Regions from separate parts of the Homo sapiens genome. Here region 1 is linked to region 2. The links are chromatin contacts, found by Hi-C or POLR2A ChIA-PET in ENCODE. All regions are on one chromosome and are shown on one strand. The core of a region is the stretch at or near the end of the contact, and the rest is flanking DNA. Distances in the headings are between cores, read along the strand shown. Region 1 has its middle 65 kb from the start of BRD1. Region 2 overlaps LOC124905146 (a long non-coding RNA gene).

Region 1 (7,581 bases), core at 4,099-6,598, 37 kb before region 2:
GCAAGAATGAGCCAAACCCCAAATTAATAGAAGGAAGGAAATAATAAAGATCAGAATAGAACTAAACAAAATAGAGACTAGAAAACAATACAAAGAATCAACAAAACAAAAGGTTAGTTTTTTGAAAAGATAAACAAAATTGACCAATCTTTAATTAGACTAAAAAAAAAAAATGCATGACCTTGTAGAGGTCGGGGCCACCTGCCCACACCTGCCCGAGGAGGCTGTGCCAGCCTCCCACTCTGGCTCCTGGGGGATGCGCGGCACTCTTGCTTTGACGTCCGTTTGGCCACAGGGCTGGTCAGCGGGGCTGGAAGGCACCTGTCCAGCAGCCCGGTTGGTTTGGTTCCCGTGCCCGCTATGGACTCAGGTCCAGCTCTCTCCTGAGGGCCTGGGGTCCCCATGCACCCTGCCCTGGGTGTGCTGCTGTGGGGGTGGCTGCAGGCCCCAGGCCCACTGGGCTCCTCCCCATCCCGCTCCCATCTGACTTGGCTGACCCGGGTGGCCATTTCCTCCCAACCCTGCCTCAGGTGCAGCTGCTACAGGCCCACCTGCAGTGGGGCGGCCTCCCTCCCCACAGGGGCCACCAGCCCGGGCTCAGGTGCAGCTGCTACAGGCCCACCTGCAGTGGGGCGGCCACACTCCCCACAGGAGCCGCCAGCCCTGCCTCAGGTGCAGCTGCTACAGGCCCACCTGCAGTGGGGCGGCCTCCCTCCCCACAGGGGCTGCCAGCCCTGCCTCAGGTGCAGCTGCTACAGGCCCACCTGCAGTGGGGCGGCCTCCCTCCCCACAGGGGCTGCCAGCCCTGCCTCAGGTGCAGCTGCTACAGGCCCACCTGCAGTGGGGCGGCCTCACTCCCCGCAGGGGCTGTAAGGGAAGCCCCTGGGCGGGGCACTGTCCTTTTCTGTTTGCAGATACTGGAGGTTGGAAACGGGCCTGGGGACAGGAGGGTCAGGGCAGGCCAGGGCCAAGGGCTCGGATGATGCAGTCAGGCTGTGAGGCTGAGCCAGGGGCTCGTGGGGAGCTGGCTTCCCGGGCTTCTCCCCACCCTGGCACGAGTAGCTGGAGCCAGAACGAGGTGAGTGGTGGCTGACGGATGCTGCTGGGCCATGATAGCAGGGTCCTGGTAATTCTTGGCCCTGCGTGGGAAACACTGACATGGATAACGTGGAACCTGCACCAGGCCTGTGTCTGGCACCCGCGGTGGGGAGGTGGGGGCTTTGGGGTTCATTGCCAGGGAGGGTGACAGCAGCTGGAGAGTCGTTGTGGCCCCCAGCCCTGCAGCCCCCCAGCTCCTGCCTCTGAGAACCCAGGCATGGCCAGGAGGCAAGGTCAGAGTGGCCGAGGTGGTCCTCTCTGTCTTCCTCCCTCTCCTCCTCCTTCACTCATCCTGCAAGTGTCCTGAGCCCCAGCAGTGCCCCAGTGACTCCCGCCTGGTGGCCTGTCCCCACCTGGGTGGGGGCCTGCCAGGTAGACACAGGTCTGAGGCTGCCAGCTGGAGGCGGCTTCTCCCAGCCCCTCCATTCAGCAGGAAAAGCCAACAGTTGGGTTTGGTGTCAACCCAGGGACTGAATTTCTGGCAGGTAAGCCATTGGTTTCATGAATAAATAAGCATCATAAGAATCGGCATTCATGTCTCTACATATATATATATATATATATATATATATTTTTTTTTTTTTTTTTTTTTTTTTGAGGCGGAGTCTCGCTCCGTCGCCCAGGCTGGAGTGCAGTGGTGTGATCTTGGCTCACTGCAACCTCCGCCTCCCGGGTTCACGCCATTCTCCTGCCTCAGCCTCCCGAGTAGCTGGGACTACAGGCGCCCCCACCACGCCTGGCTAATTTTTTGGTATTTTTAGTAGAGACGGGGTTTCACCGTGTTAGCCAGGATGGTCTCGATCTCCTGACCTCGTGACCCGCCCGCCTCGGCCTCCCAAAGTGCTGGGATTACAGGCGTGAGCCACCGCGCCCGGCCATCTCTGCTTATATTTTTAATCCATGGAGAGCATTTACTCGACAACTACGTTGTAGCGAGGACGTGAGTTTAGTGAGCAAGTGCGGCTTGGCATCTGCACGTCTGCCTTGGCATCTGCACGTCTGCCTGCTCTGGCGGGGCTGTGGTGGGTGACCCGGGAGCTGGGCGGAGCTGGTGAAGGCAGAAGGCAGAGCCCGTCTCCACCCACTGCCTGGGCTGACGGCTCCTCCCAGGGCTCCCTCGGGCACCACCCATGGAGCAGCTCCGGCATCCGGCCTGTGACCCCCGAAGCTCGGCCTTCCTCGAGCTTTCCGTCGGGTTCTGTGGAGCAGCAGGTCCCCTGGGGGTTACAAATGCTTCCACACCCGGTGTGAGCAGTGGCTTCCTGCGCAGAAATCACACCATGGGACCTGTTGGCTGCGGCCTATTACAGCGGCTGTCCTTAGAGGAAGAGTAAATTCATTTTGATTTATAGATAGCAGATGCTTCAACTTTCTTCCCTGCCTCGCGTTCAGGGTTCAGCAGCTCTCTGCTGCCTGTGTGAATATTAATCAGTGCCCCGGACTCTGGGAGCCGGGTTCCTTGGGTGGGGTGCCCAGGCTGGGGGCTGGTGGGGATGCCAGCAGGCCCCGGGGCTGGAGACTGCGGCCGGCTGCCCCCACGTTGCTCACAGCCCTGCACGGAGAGCCCCTTGCATACCTGGGAGATGCCCAGCCCTCAGGCCCAGGGGTGCGCACGGCAGCGCTCACTGAGAAGTGGATCCCGGAAGAGGCCTGCAAGGGTCCTTGGGGTGTTGGGGTCCAGGTGCTTTGACCTTCCTCTGGCAAAGGTGATGCTCAGCCCAGAGAGGAGCAGGCCTGGGGCCCCGGCTGGGGAGAGGGGGCAGCTTGTGGGGTGCGGCAGAAGAAGCCAGGCCCCAGGGCTGCACAGAGAGGCTGGGGCTGAGCCAATGGACCCCACAGACTCTGCCCACTTTAGCAAGGCCCAGGCCCTCCTCGCTGACCAGGTCTGTGTCCTTCCAGCCTTACTGAGATATCATTGGCACGAGAAAATTCACCCATCTAAGGCACACAATTCACTGGTTTTTAGTACATTCTCAGAGCTGTGTAACCATCATCACAGTCAATTTTGGAATCTTTCAATCACCTCCAAAGGACACCCGTTCCCATCAGCAGTCCCTCCTCCTTCCTCTTCCCCCAGCCCCTGGCAACACTGATTGGCTTTGAGTGTGTGGAGCTGCCCGTTCTGGACATTTCCTGTGAGTGGAATCATACCGTACCGGTCCTCTTGTACCTGACTTCCCACACCTGGTGCAATGGTTTACAGCGCGTTGGCTGTATCAGGTGTCAGAGCTTCACGTCTCCCCGTGGCTGAACGACACTGCGTTGCATGGGGCTTCCACAGTTTGCTTGTCCATTCATCAGCGTACGAGCACTTGGGCTGTTTATACTTTGGGGATTGTGAATAGCGCTGCTGTGAAGATTTATGTACAAGTCTGTTTTTTCCCCACACTGTTTAATTTTTTTATTCACCTGTATAGCTTGGCACTTTCACGTTATCACAGATAGAGTGACCTCACTGTTTTTATTTTTTTATTTTTAGAATTAAATTAATTATTATTATTTTTGAGACAGAGTCTTATTCTGTTGCCCAGGCTGGAGTGCAATGGCGCGATCTCAGTTCACTGCAACCTCTGCCTCCTGGGTGCAAGTGATTCCTCTGCCTCAGCCTCCCAAGTAGCTGGGATTACAGGCGCCCACCACCACACCCGGGTAATTATTGCATTTTAATAGGGACGGGGTTTCACTGTGTTGGCCAGGCTGGTCTCGAATCCCTGACATCAAGTGATCCACCTGCCTTGGCCTTCCAAAGTGCTGGGATTACAGGTGTGAGCCACCACGCCCAGCCACCTCACTGTTTTTAAATGTGGCATGGTTTTCCATTGCTTGGACATAACCTAGTCTGTTTAGCCAAGCTCTTTCTGATGGACATTTGGGTTAGTTCCCATCTGAAGTTGTCATAAACAGTGTTACCATAAATAAACTCTATATTCTGGAGGGCAGAATATAAAGTCTACTCCCTGACAAGAAAGAATAAAAACATTTTTAAAAGGCCTAGCTAGTTTTTCTTAACTAGATTGTAAGATAGACTTATTCAACCTGAAGGTGTGGGCTGATGTCACTTCACACTTGAAACCAAGGGGAGCTTCAGGGCCCAGACAAGCTTAGACTACCAGCCATTCAGAATCTACATTTTAAAAGAAAATTGAAGTGATAAAGCTGTGGTTAAACGTGAAATTGAGTTTATAAAATTTGGGCAGTTACTGAGATCTCCTTAAAGATTTGACTGGAAAGTGTAGACAATGTTTGGATCCCTATTTGATCCAATATATGAGATGACTGGGGAAATTTGACCATTGACAAGATATTCGATGACAGGAACGATTGTTTAATAAAAATGTTAGGTTTGCTAGCGATATCATGGTTATCTTTATTTAGAATCCTTTTATTTTAGAGATACATGCTAAAATATGGGAGGGTAACATCATACGCAGTCTGGGGCTGGCTGTTGAATCATTCACCTGGGAGAACAAAATTGTGTGTGGGTGTGTACAAATGTGAGGGGGTGTGGGTACAGATGATTTTTTTTTTTTTTGAGATGGAATTTTGCTCTTGTTGCCCAGGCTGGAGTGCGGTGGCGCAATCTCGGCTCACTGCAACCTCCATCTCCTGGGTTCAAGCAATGCTCCTACCTCAGCCTCCCAAGTAGCTGGGATTACAGGCATGTGCCACCATAACCTAATTTTGTATTTTTAGTAGAGATGGGGTTTCACCATGTTGGCCAGGCTGTTCTTGAACTCCTGACCTCAGGTGATCCGCCTGCCTTGGCCTCCTAAAGTGCTGGGATTATGGGCGTGAGCCACCGCGCCCGGCCCAGGTGATTTTTTTTTAAATTTTAAAGTTTTAAATATATTTAGGGGATACAAGTGCAGGTTTCTTACATGTATACATGACATAGTGCTGAAGTCAGAGCTTTTAGTGTACCCATCACCAGAACAGTGAACACTGTACCCAATAGGTAATATTTCAACCCTCACCTAAACCACATCCTGGGCCCACTGCTCCCACTACTAGCTTCTAAGCAAGCCACCTGGAGGCCCAAGAATCAGCCCCAGGACCCACCAACGCTGCAGCCAGTGTAAGCTGCTCTAGAGCCTAAAAATAAGCACATTCACCCCATCGCTACCAACGGGGCAGCTGCTGTGGTTTGGGTGATGGCGGCAGTGGTGGTGAAGCAACCCACTGGGATCCAAACAGTCTGTGTTCTTGTTGCTGGAAGCTGCGATGGGTTGGGTAGGGGAAGTCCCCAGTCCTGCAGCTGCCCATAGCAGGGCAGTGGGTCTTGTCTTGAGTATGTGTAGGAGAGCCTAGCTTCCCCGTCCTTCCTTGACTGGGCAGCAGCTGCAGCCATGTCAAGTCAAACTTGGCCTGAGGGCAGGGCACAGCTTTGCGTTAAACTCTAAAATTGGTGCCTCGGGCCTGAGACCAGGGAGGGCGGGGCTCCTCCCAGGCAAACAGCATGGGCAGGACGCTGCAGGAAGTGTGGTCTGGTTGGATCTCAGTCTCACGGCAACCTATTGCAGGGCAGTGGGTCTTGTCCTAGACATACATAAGGTAGCCTAGTTTCCCTGTCTTTTCTTGGTTGAGTAACAGCTGCAGTGGTTTCAGCCCAAGCTCAGGCCGAGGTCAGGGTGCAGTTCAGTGCTCAACTCTCCAATTGGTGCCTTGGGCCTGAGACCAGAGTGGGTGGGGTTTCTCCTAGGCAAGCAGCTTGGGTAAGAAGTTGTGTGGAGTGTGGTCTGCTCATGCATCGGTCCCAACAGCAGACCACAGCAAGGTGACAGGGCACCTCCCAGGAGTGTGTGGTAGTGCCCAGTCTCCCCTGTCTCCTTGGAGCAGTGCAGTGGCTACAGCCATGTTGTTAGATCCCTGGTAGTGAGGCTCTCAAAACGGCCTCAGCTGAGGCTGCTCCAGGTTTCAATGCCTGTGAGGTTCTTTGTGGGTTCCCTTTTCTGGAGTGACGTCTCTGTGTAATGTTCAGGCAGCTCCATATGTCGGGCCCGAGGCATGTTTAGGCATGTCCAGGAGACTCCCACCTGGAGGCTGTCAGTTCCTGGCTGGGCAAGCTGCCGTGAGCCCTCTCCTTACTTCCTTCTGGTGCTTCCTGTCTCATCTCTGGTGAATCCTAGCATTCTCTCTGGGATGGTCTGTTCAAAATGTGCACATCTATTTACTATTTTGTTCCTCTCCATGGAAGAGGTACATACTATCTGTGCCTGTCAGCCATCATGATCTCTCCATGGAGGAGGTACATACTATCTGTGCCTGTCAGCCATCATTATCTCTCTGCATATATGTTTTTTTAGATGTATGTTTTTATTTCCCTTGGGCATATGCCTAGGAGTGAATTGCATGGTTATACATTAACTCTCTGTTTAACATTTTTATTTTTTGAGACAGAGTCTCATTTTGTTACCCAGGCTGGGGTGCAGCGATGCAATCTCAGCTCACTGCAACCTCTACCTCCTGGGTTCAAATGATTCTCCTGCCTCAGCCTCCGGAGTAGCTGGGATTACAGGCGTGCACTACCACACCAGGCTAATTTTTGTATTTATAGTAGAGATGGGGTTTCACCATGTTGGCCAGGCTGTTCTCAAACTCTTGACCTCTGGTGATCTGCCAGTCTTGGCCTCCCAAAGTGCTGGGATTACAGGTGTGAGCCACTGTGCCCAGCCCTGTTTAACATTTTAAGGAGCCGCTGGATTGATTTCCAAAGCAATTGCATCATTTTACTTTCCCACCAGCAGTTTACGAGGTTCCAATTTCCCCACATCGCCACCAACACTTGCAATTTTCTATTTTTTCCTGTGTCTTTTGAGATGATCATGTGGTTTGTCCCTTTATTCTATTAATGTATTGCATTAATTGGTTTTTGGATGTTAAGCCAAGCTTGCATTCCTGGGATAAATTCTTTTTTGGTTTTAGGATATAATCCTTTTTATACATTGCTGAATTCTGTATTTTGTTAAGGATATTTGTATCTGTATTCAGAAGGGATATTCTTTCTTGTGATATCTTTGGTTTTGGTTTCAGGGTAATACTGGCCTCAGAATTAGTTGGGAAGCATGTTACTCCAGTTTGCACTGCCATAAAGAATTACTTGAGGCTGGGTAATTTATAATGAAGAGAGGTTTGTTTGGTTTATGGTTCTGCAGGCTATACAGGAAGCATAATGCTGGTATCTGCTTCTGGTGAAGGCCTCAGGAATAATGAGTGAATTCTCCTCACTCATTTCTGCAAGCCATTCTTGAGGCATCCAGCCCTGTGACCCAAATGCCTCCCACTAGGCCTACCTCCAGCATTGGAGATCTCATTTCAACATGAGATTTGGAGGGGACAAGACATCCAAACCATATCTAGAAGTCTTACCTTCTCTTCCGTTATGTTGAAAAAATGTTTGAAGGATTAGCGTTTCTTATTTAAATGCTTGGTAAAGCCCTTCCCTGCCCTGCGCTGCTGGGCCCGTAGGTCTCTGTTGAGCCACAG
Region 2 (6,860 bases), core at 600-3,099:
ATGGAACGCCAAACCCAGCCAATAAACCTTTTGTTTAAGCTCATTCTGAACCAGGAACCCATGCTCCTCATACCCTGCTGTGTCCTTGGTTTTCTCCAGGATGGTGCTCTGGGGATAAAACCAGACGACCCACCTGACACGCGGAGTTGCAGGGGGTCAGGTGACACGGCGGCTGAGCTCCGAGCCCAGATGACACCCTCACAGCCGAGCTCTGCCGTGCCCGTCCTTCGTGCACCCAGCCCATCCCTTCGGCTGCGTGTGACCCCAGGACCCGGGTTCCGGTTTTCAGGTGTTATTTCTGGTCAGTGGTTTGGATCCCTCCCAGGAGGGCCTGGGTGGCCAAGGCAGCGGGAGGTGCCCTGCGGTGGCACAGCGGCACTGTCTCCACTCGCTGTTCAGGTCTGGGACACACAGTGCTGTTGCTCAGCTGGAGACGGGGCATCCCAGTGACGGTCACCTTGCAAGGACAGGAGAGACCCCTGCCCAATGTTCGATTCAGATGTCAAGACTGAAGATGCCACACACACACCAGGAGGGTGAGAACGTCCCATCCCTTACACCACTGAGGTTTCCAGGGGAGCAGGAGCCCCCCGCCGCGCCCCATCCGAGCTGGTCCAAAGGCCAGGGTTTATCGTGATTGGGGTGGGGCCGGGGCGGGGGTTCCCCGGGATGCCAGGGGCTTCTGTGCTTCGAATCTTCTACAGGCACTAAAGTGAGGCCTGGCCGGTGTGGGGCCCAGGGAGGAGGGAGAGGGGAGGCATCAAAGCCATCAGCAGCCAGTCCTCAGACAGTGGAGTGAAATCCTCCCGACCCTCCCTCAGCCAGGCGGTTTCCAGTCCCACAAAATCCCCCGATAAATCAGGACCTTTGACTGGGACAGACCAGGGAGGCGCGGGGACCACCCGGCCGGGCTCCCGGGCGATTCTCAGGGGCTGGCCGGCCCGCGTGTCTCTGCACACCGGCTCATTCTGCAGACAGCGCCGAGTGCCGCTGTGCAGGGAGACGCTCGGCTGCGCGCGGTCCGGGCACAGTTCTCGGGGAGTCCAGAGGAGGGAGCACGAGCTCCAGGGATGAGCATCGGGGCCGGACTCAGCCGTCCGTGGCTATGGCTGGAGCGGCTGGTGTGAGGCTGTGGGACCGGCCAGGGGTGGGGTGGCCGGGGCTGTATGGAGCAGGGCCACCCATGCCCGGGTCCCGCGTGCGACTTGGGAGGCCACCCTCCCTCCCCGCTGCGAGGTGGGGAACACCGGGCGGGCTCCTGGCTCCCGTGGAGAGGGAGAGACCGCGGTTTCGCCCTGGAACGGGGCCGGCGGTCGGCAGGTGCAGGGCACGGACTCCCGTCATTTCTGACGGTCTCAACTCCCGCTTCTCCTTCTCCAAAATGCCCTGCATGTTTTTCTGTTCTGGAGTTCCTCTGGAAAATGCTGGTTCTGTTTATGTCCAAGTCTCCTTTTTCCTGGTCACCGGGGTCCCGAGGTTGCGGCGCCTGACGACATGCGTGTTGCAGAAGCTGCTCTGTGGGGACAGTGACCAACGGCGTTGCCACAGTGACCCGGCCATGATGCTTCAGGACAGGACGCACGGGGCAAACGCCTGGGCACCGGGGACGGGGCAGCGCCCTCAGGCAGGGTGTCCACGGGGTGCCCCAGGGCTGCCGGAACAAAGACCCCAGTACTGCGGGGCTTAAAACAACAGAAACGTGTTGTCCTCCATTCTGGAGGCCGGGAGTCTGACTTCAGGGTGTGGGCAGGGCCGCCTTCCCTGCGGTTTCCGGGAGAAGCTCCTTCCTGCCTCCTCTTCCGGCTTCCTGCCTCTTCCGGCTTCCTGCCTCTTCCGGCTTCCCGCCCCGGTGTCCCCAGGTGTCCTCAGCAGCCGCTGCATCGCTCCGGTCTCTGCATCTGTCTGCACAAGGCCATCTTCCCGGGCACCTGTTTCCTTTCTGTGTCCCCTCCGCTTCCTATATGGACACGAGTCATAGGACTGAGGGCCTACCCTGCTCCTGTGTGACCTCATCTAAACTTAATCACTCATATCTGCCAAGAATCTATGTCCAGCTACAGTCACAGTCTGAGGTTCTGGATGAACATTTTGGAAACTATTCAACCCACTGCATTACCCAGCTGTGGCTATATATATATATATACATATACATATTTATTTTTTAGTGACAGGGTCTCGCGGTGTTGCCCAGGCTGGAGGGCAGTGGCTCTTCACAGACACAGTCACCGTGTGCTACAGCTTCCAACTCCTGGGCTCGAACCATCCTCCTTTGTCAGCCCCATGAGTACTGGGGAGCACAGGTGTGGGGCACTGTGTCCGGCTGTGGTGACAGATGGAGCCCCCGACACAGGTTTGTAACTCAAGGCACTGACATCCAACCTGAAGGGCAAGAGCAGGGCAGCGAAAGTGCTGCAGACGGAGGCCGCTTCAAGCCTGGACACCTGCGGGAGAGAAACCCCCAGGAGCCAGGATCACCGAACACCCAAAGACGTCCCGCTCTGAAAAGAGGCTGCCGCCTCAATAAACAGGAGGAGTCACAGCTGAGAAACCAGAGGTAATCAAAGTAGTCAGAACTTCACAGTGAGTCCATTCAAAATTCAATCTTCAGAGAGATGAAGACAGATATCATTCATAAAACAAGAACAGAGTATTAGGAACAAGAACAACTGGCTAGACAAAGAACATAGTAGAAATTGTTTATTATGTATTTATTTTTGAGACAGGGTCTCACTCTGTTGCCCAGGCTGGAATGCAGTGGTGTGACCACGGCTCACTGCAGCCTCCACCTCCTGGAGTTAAGTGATTCTCCTGCCTCAGCTTCCTGAACAGCTGGAACCACAGGTGCATGCCACCACACCTGGTTAGTTTTTTCTTTTCTTTTTTTTTTTTTTGAGATGGAGTTTCACCTTGTTGTTCAGGCTGGAATGCAATGGCACGATCTCGGCTCACCACAACCTCCACATCCCAGGTTCAAGCAATTCTCCTTCTTCAGCCTACTGAGTAGCTGGGACTACAGGCATGCACCACCACGTGCGGCTAATTTTGTATTTTTAGTAGAGACTGGGTTTTCCGTGTTGGTCAGGCTGGTCTCGAACTCCCGACCTCAGGTGATCTGCCTGCCTTGGCCTTCCAAAGTGCTGGGATTACAGGTGTGAGCCACCACACCTGCCCCTTACTTTTTTTTGTACAGATGGGGTCACACTGTGTTGCCCAGGTTGGCCTCAAACTCCTGGGCTCAATGATTCTCCTGCCTCAGCCTCCCAAAGCATTGGGATTACAGGTATGAGTCACTGCGCATGGCCAAAATATTAAAAACAAAACATAATTTAAGTTAGAAGCTCACATGTGGCTAGAGGACCAGTGTCAGTGAAAGAGCATTTGTTCAATGTTGGAAAAATTAATAATGAAAAGACAAATAATTTAGTTGCAGTTCAAGATCCTTTAAGACAGCACTGGGTCTGGTTGCTGACACTTGTTTAGATTTGCACATCTGCTCATGAGGGCTGGCCCCATAGCCACCTTTCCTTTGGTCAGGTTTTGGCACCAAGATTACGCTGGCATCATTGTGCCAGCAGTGTGTGTTGGGCTTATTTCTTTCTTGAATGTTTGAAAAATTTCACCAGGGAACTCACCTGGCCTGGAGACTTTCTGTGAGAAAGTTTTAGGTTGAAGGTTCATTTTCTTTCTTCTTTCTTTCTTTCTCTCTTTCTTTCTTTCTTTCTTTCTTTCTTTCTTTCTTTCTTTCTTTCTTTCTTTCTTTTTTCTTTCTTTCCTTTCTTTCTTTCTTCCTTTCTTCCTTTCTTTCTTCCTTTCCCTTCCTTCCTTCCTTCCTTCCTTCCTTCCTTTCTTCTTTCTCTCTCTCTTTCTTTCCTTCTTTCCTTCTCTCTCTCTCTCTCTCAATGCAGTTTCACTCTTGTCGCCCAGGCTGGAGTGTGCCATGGTCTCGGCTCACTGCAACCACCACCTCCTGGGTTCAAGCGATTCTCCTGCCTCAACCTCCTGAGTAGCTGGGATTAAAAGCACCCGCCACCACGCCAGGCTAATTTTTGTATTTTTAGTAGAGACGGGGTTTCACCATGTTGGCCAGGCTAGTCTTGAACTCCTGACCTCAAGTGACCTGCCTGTCTTGGCCTCCCAAAGTGCTGGGATTACAGGTGTGCTCCACCAAACCTAGCCTGAAGGTTCATTTTCTTTAACAGACAAAAGATCATTGAGATGTTCTGTTTCTCTTGTATCACTTTTGTACATTTTCTCTATATTTGTTTTGCCATCTAAATTTTCAAATTTATTGGTTAATCAGTTAGCTTTTGTTGTGTAACAAACCAGCTGAAAATAAAAACTTAAAAAGGAAAGCAATAAGCACTCACGTAGCTCAGGACTCCGAGGGCCGGCACTTTGGGTGGGTGAGCCAGGCAGCTCTGTGGCCCCCGTGGCAGCGAGGCATCTCTGCTTCTGGGAGTCTCCAGTTAATTTTGGCAGAGCTGGGGGATTGAGCCCTTAGTTCTCCACCCGGGAGTCCAGTTGGGGCTTCTTTGCACAGCGGCCCTGGGGTCCCAGGATGTGCAAGCAGAGGCTCTGGGTCCCCTGGAGTTCAGGCTGGGAGCCCCCCGGGGGCACGTCTGACCTGGTGCCCCAGCAAGTGACCCACCCAGATTCACAGAGAGGAAATAGATAGACTCTGCATCTTGGTGGCAGGTCTCCCTCACATGGCCTCAGGTTGCCCACAAGCCCCGCTTGCTTCCTTTGGGGCCGTTGGCTCTCCTTCCGATGTGGGTACTCAGTGCATTGTCTTCATGTGAGTGGGCGACCATCAGAGGGACTTTAAAAAACTGGACACTTGGCCGGGCGCAGTGTCTCACACCTGTAATTCCAGCACTTTGGGAGGCTGAGGCAGGCAGATCATGAGGTCAAGAGATCGAGACCATCCTGGCCAACACGGTGAAACCCTGTTTCTACTAAAAATACAAAAAAATTGGCCAAGCATGGTGGCACGCACCTGCAATCCCAGCTACTCGGCAGGCTGAGGCAGGAGAATCACTTGAACCTGGGAGGCAGAGGTTGCAGTGAGCCAAGATTGAGCCACTGCACTCCAGCCTGGTGACAGAGTGAGACTGCATCTCAAAAAAAAAAAAAAAGACACTTGAGCATACCTCTGCCACAAAGACTGGGCTCGTTATGACTTTTACAAATTCTGGTAAAAATACATAAAATTTCCCATTCTGACCATGTTTAGGCCTCCATACCGTGAGTTGGCGCCAGGCGCAGGCCCGTCATTGTGTCATCATCACCACCCTCCACGCAAAGAACTTCTCATCGCACAAAAGCGAAATTCTGCCGGGAAGGACCTTGTATGTCACTGCCACGCTTGATGAGAGAGAACTTCTTATTTCTGTTTTAATCCTCGCCTCCTGTTCACACGGCAGCCTGTGCTTTGGAATTGCTCCAACCACAGCGTCTGCATGGCAGCCTCCCTACCTGCTCAGCTGGGAAGTGCAGGCCCCCCAGGGGTCCAGCCCAGGAGGTGGGGGCTGCTGGGCTCCACCCAAGGAGAGGAGCCTGTGCCTGGGCCCATCCCCCAGCCATGCCAGCCACACCCAGCTGGGACCTGCGGGACCCTGGGCACAGGCAGGACTCACCCCTGGAGCTGTGGCACGGGCAGAGGGGCCGGGCAGCAGAGGCCACCTAAGTCCAATTCCCCAGAATAGTCACTGCCACAAAGGGAGGCAGAGGTGGAAATCCCTCCTGGACTTGGGAGCTTTGTGAAATCGACGCTTAGTCAAGGTGATTCTCCCAGGAGCCTGTGTAGCTACCGGCAGATGCCGGGCACTCTCCTGCTGGCTATGCACAGAGCTTTCCCCACTATTTATCCAGTCAGCTTCTTACAGTCGTCACTTTCTCTAAATGTGAAAAACCACATGCGTTTCATATGTCTCTTCCTCAGAAATACCTGACTGCGAAGTGGAGACTCTTTCCCTCTCAGTATGTTCATTCTCTTGACAATGCCTGCTCCTTGCCTTCGTGTTCAAGCCGACAATGTTAAACACACACATTGAACACATTTATTGACATTTCTTCTTCTTTTTTTTTGAAATGGAGTCTCGCTCTGTCGCCCAGGCTGGAGGGCAGTGGCGCGATATCAGCTTACTGCAAGCTCTGCCTCCTGGGTTCACGTCATTCTCCTGCCTCAGCCTCCTGAGTAGCTGGGACTACAGGTGTCCGCCACCGTGCCTGGCTAATTTTTTGTATTTTTAGTAGAGATGGGGTTTCACCGTGTTAGCGAGGATGGTCTCGATCTCCTGACCTTGTGATCTGCCCGCCTCGGCCTCCCAAAGTGCTGGGATTACAGGCATGAGCCACCGCGCCCGGCCCAATATTTATTGACATTTCATAGAAGAGCCCTCAGCCACAACGCTGATTCTGTGGGTTAAATTAGTTCATACCCCTCCAAGTGGCAGTGATGTTCAGATGTGTCGCTCATGTTCCTGTCTCATGAAATGCGGGTAAAAGTGATGCCTGCAGCTGCCGTTTGCATGTGTTTGGAAATTAAGTGTGGGGTTACTGATAGCCCATCGAAGAGAAGGAATTACTTATTCCCTGTAATATTGAGACCTTTCCAGTTTATCCTGTAAGAAGGCTCTGGAGGACGTCACCGTGGAGAGAGCTGAGACTGCTGTTGACCTCATGGGTCTTCATGGGGAGGCGTGTTCAGCAGATCAACTTGTTAAAAGCATGAGGCCCTGGCTTTGAGCAAGTGGAGGATTTAGAGACAGACCAGAGTGGACTCACTGTCTGTTCTCCCCCAGGCAGTTTTGCTGCTTACAAGTATTTGCCTTGAGATGCCTTTAATCAGCTGCTTCCCT

The links. Hi-C counts contacts between places; a loop is a spot of excess contacts on that map. ChIA-PET counts read pairs that join two places held with the same protein, here RNA polymerase II (POLR2A). Pooled maps may share reads with other maps.
Region 1: a map with no recorded cell type shows a loop between it and region 2 (3-fold over the local background). The contact joins two enhancer-like sites. A Hi-C loop is called at or near these places in 3 of 37 single-sample maps with no recorded cell type and 1 of 50 pooled maps. POLR2A ChIA-PET finds 5 or more read pairs at or near these places in 3 of 52 experiments (H1, OCI-LY7 and activated CD4-positive, alpha-beta T cell).

The regions. Positions count from the first base shown.
Region 1 is chr22:49,759,003-49,766,583 of GRCh38, reverse strand. It overlaps the pseudogene RPL5P35. Among named protein-coding and RNA genes, the nearest start is that of BRD1, 65 kb to the left of the region's middle. RefSeq lists enhancers at 1,700-2,482, 2,483-3,266, 5,980-6,279. Within about 2 kb of position 5,348, at least 2 of the 41 ENCODE cell types and tissues checked have a DNase peak (open chromatin) inside an H3K27ac peak, as active enhancers do.
Region 2 is chr22:49,719,205-49,726,064 of GRCh38, reverse strand. LOC124905146 (a long non-coding RNA gene) reads left to right here. Exons shown (of 2, transcript XR_007068152.1): 1 at 1-2,554; 2 at 5,234-6,860. Among named protein-coding and RNA genes, the nearest start is that of MIR3667HG, 65 kb to the right of the region's middle. RefSeq lists enhancers at 718-1,448, 1,449-2,179, 6,769-6,860. Within about 2 kb of position 1,849, at least 4 of the 41 ENCODE cell types and tissues checked have a DNase peak (open chromatin) inside an H3K27ac peak, as active enhancers do.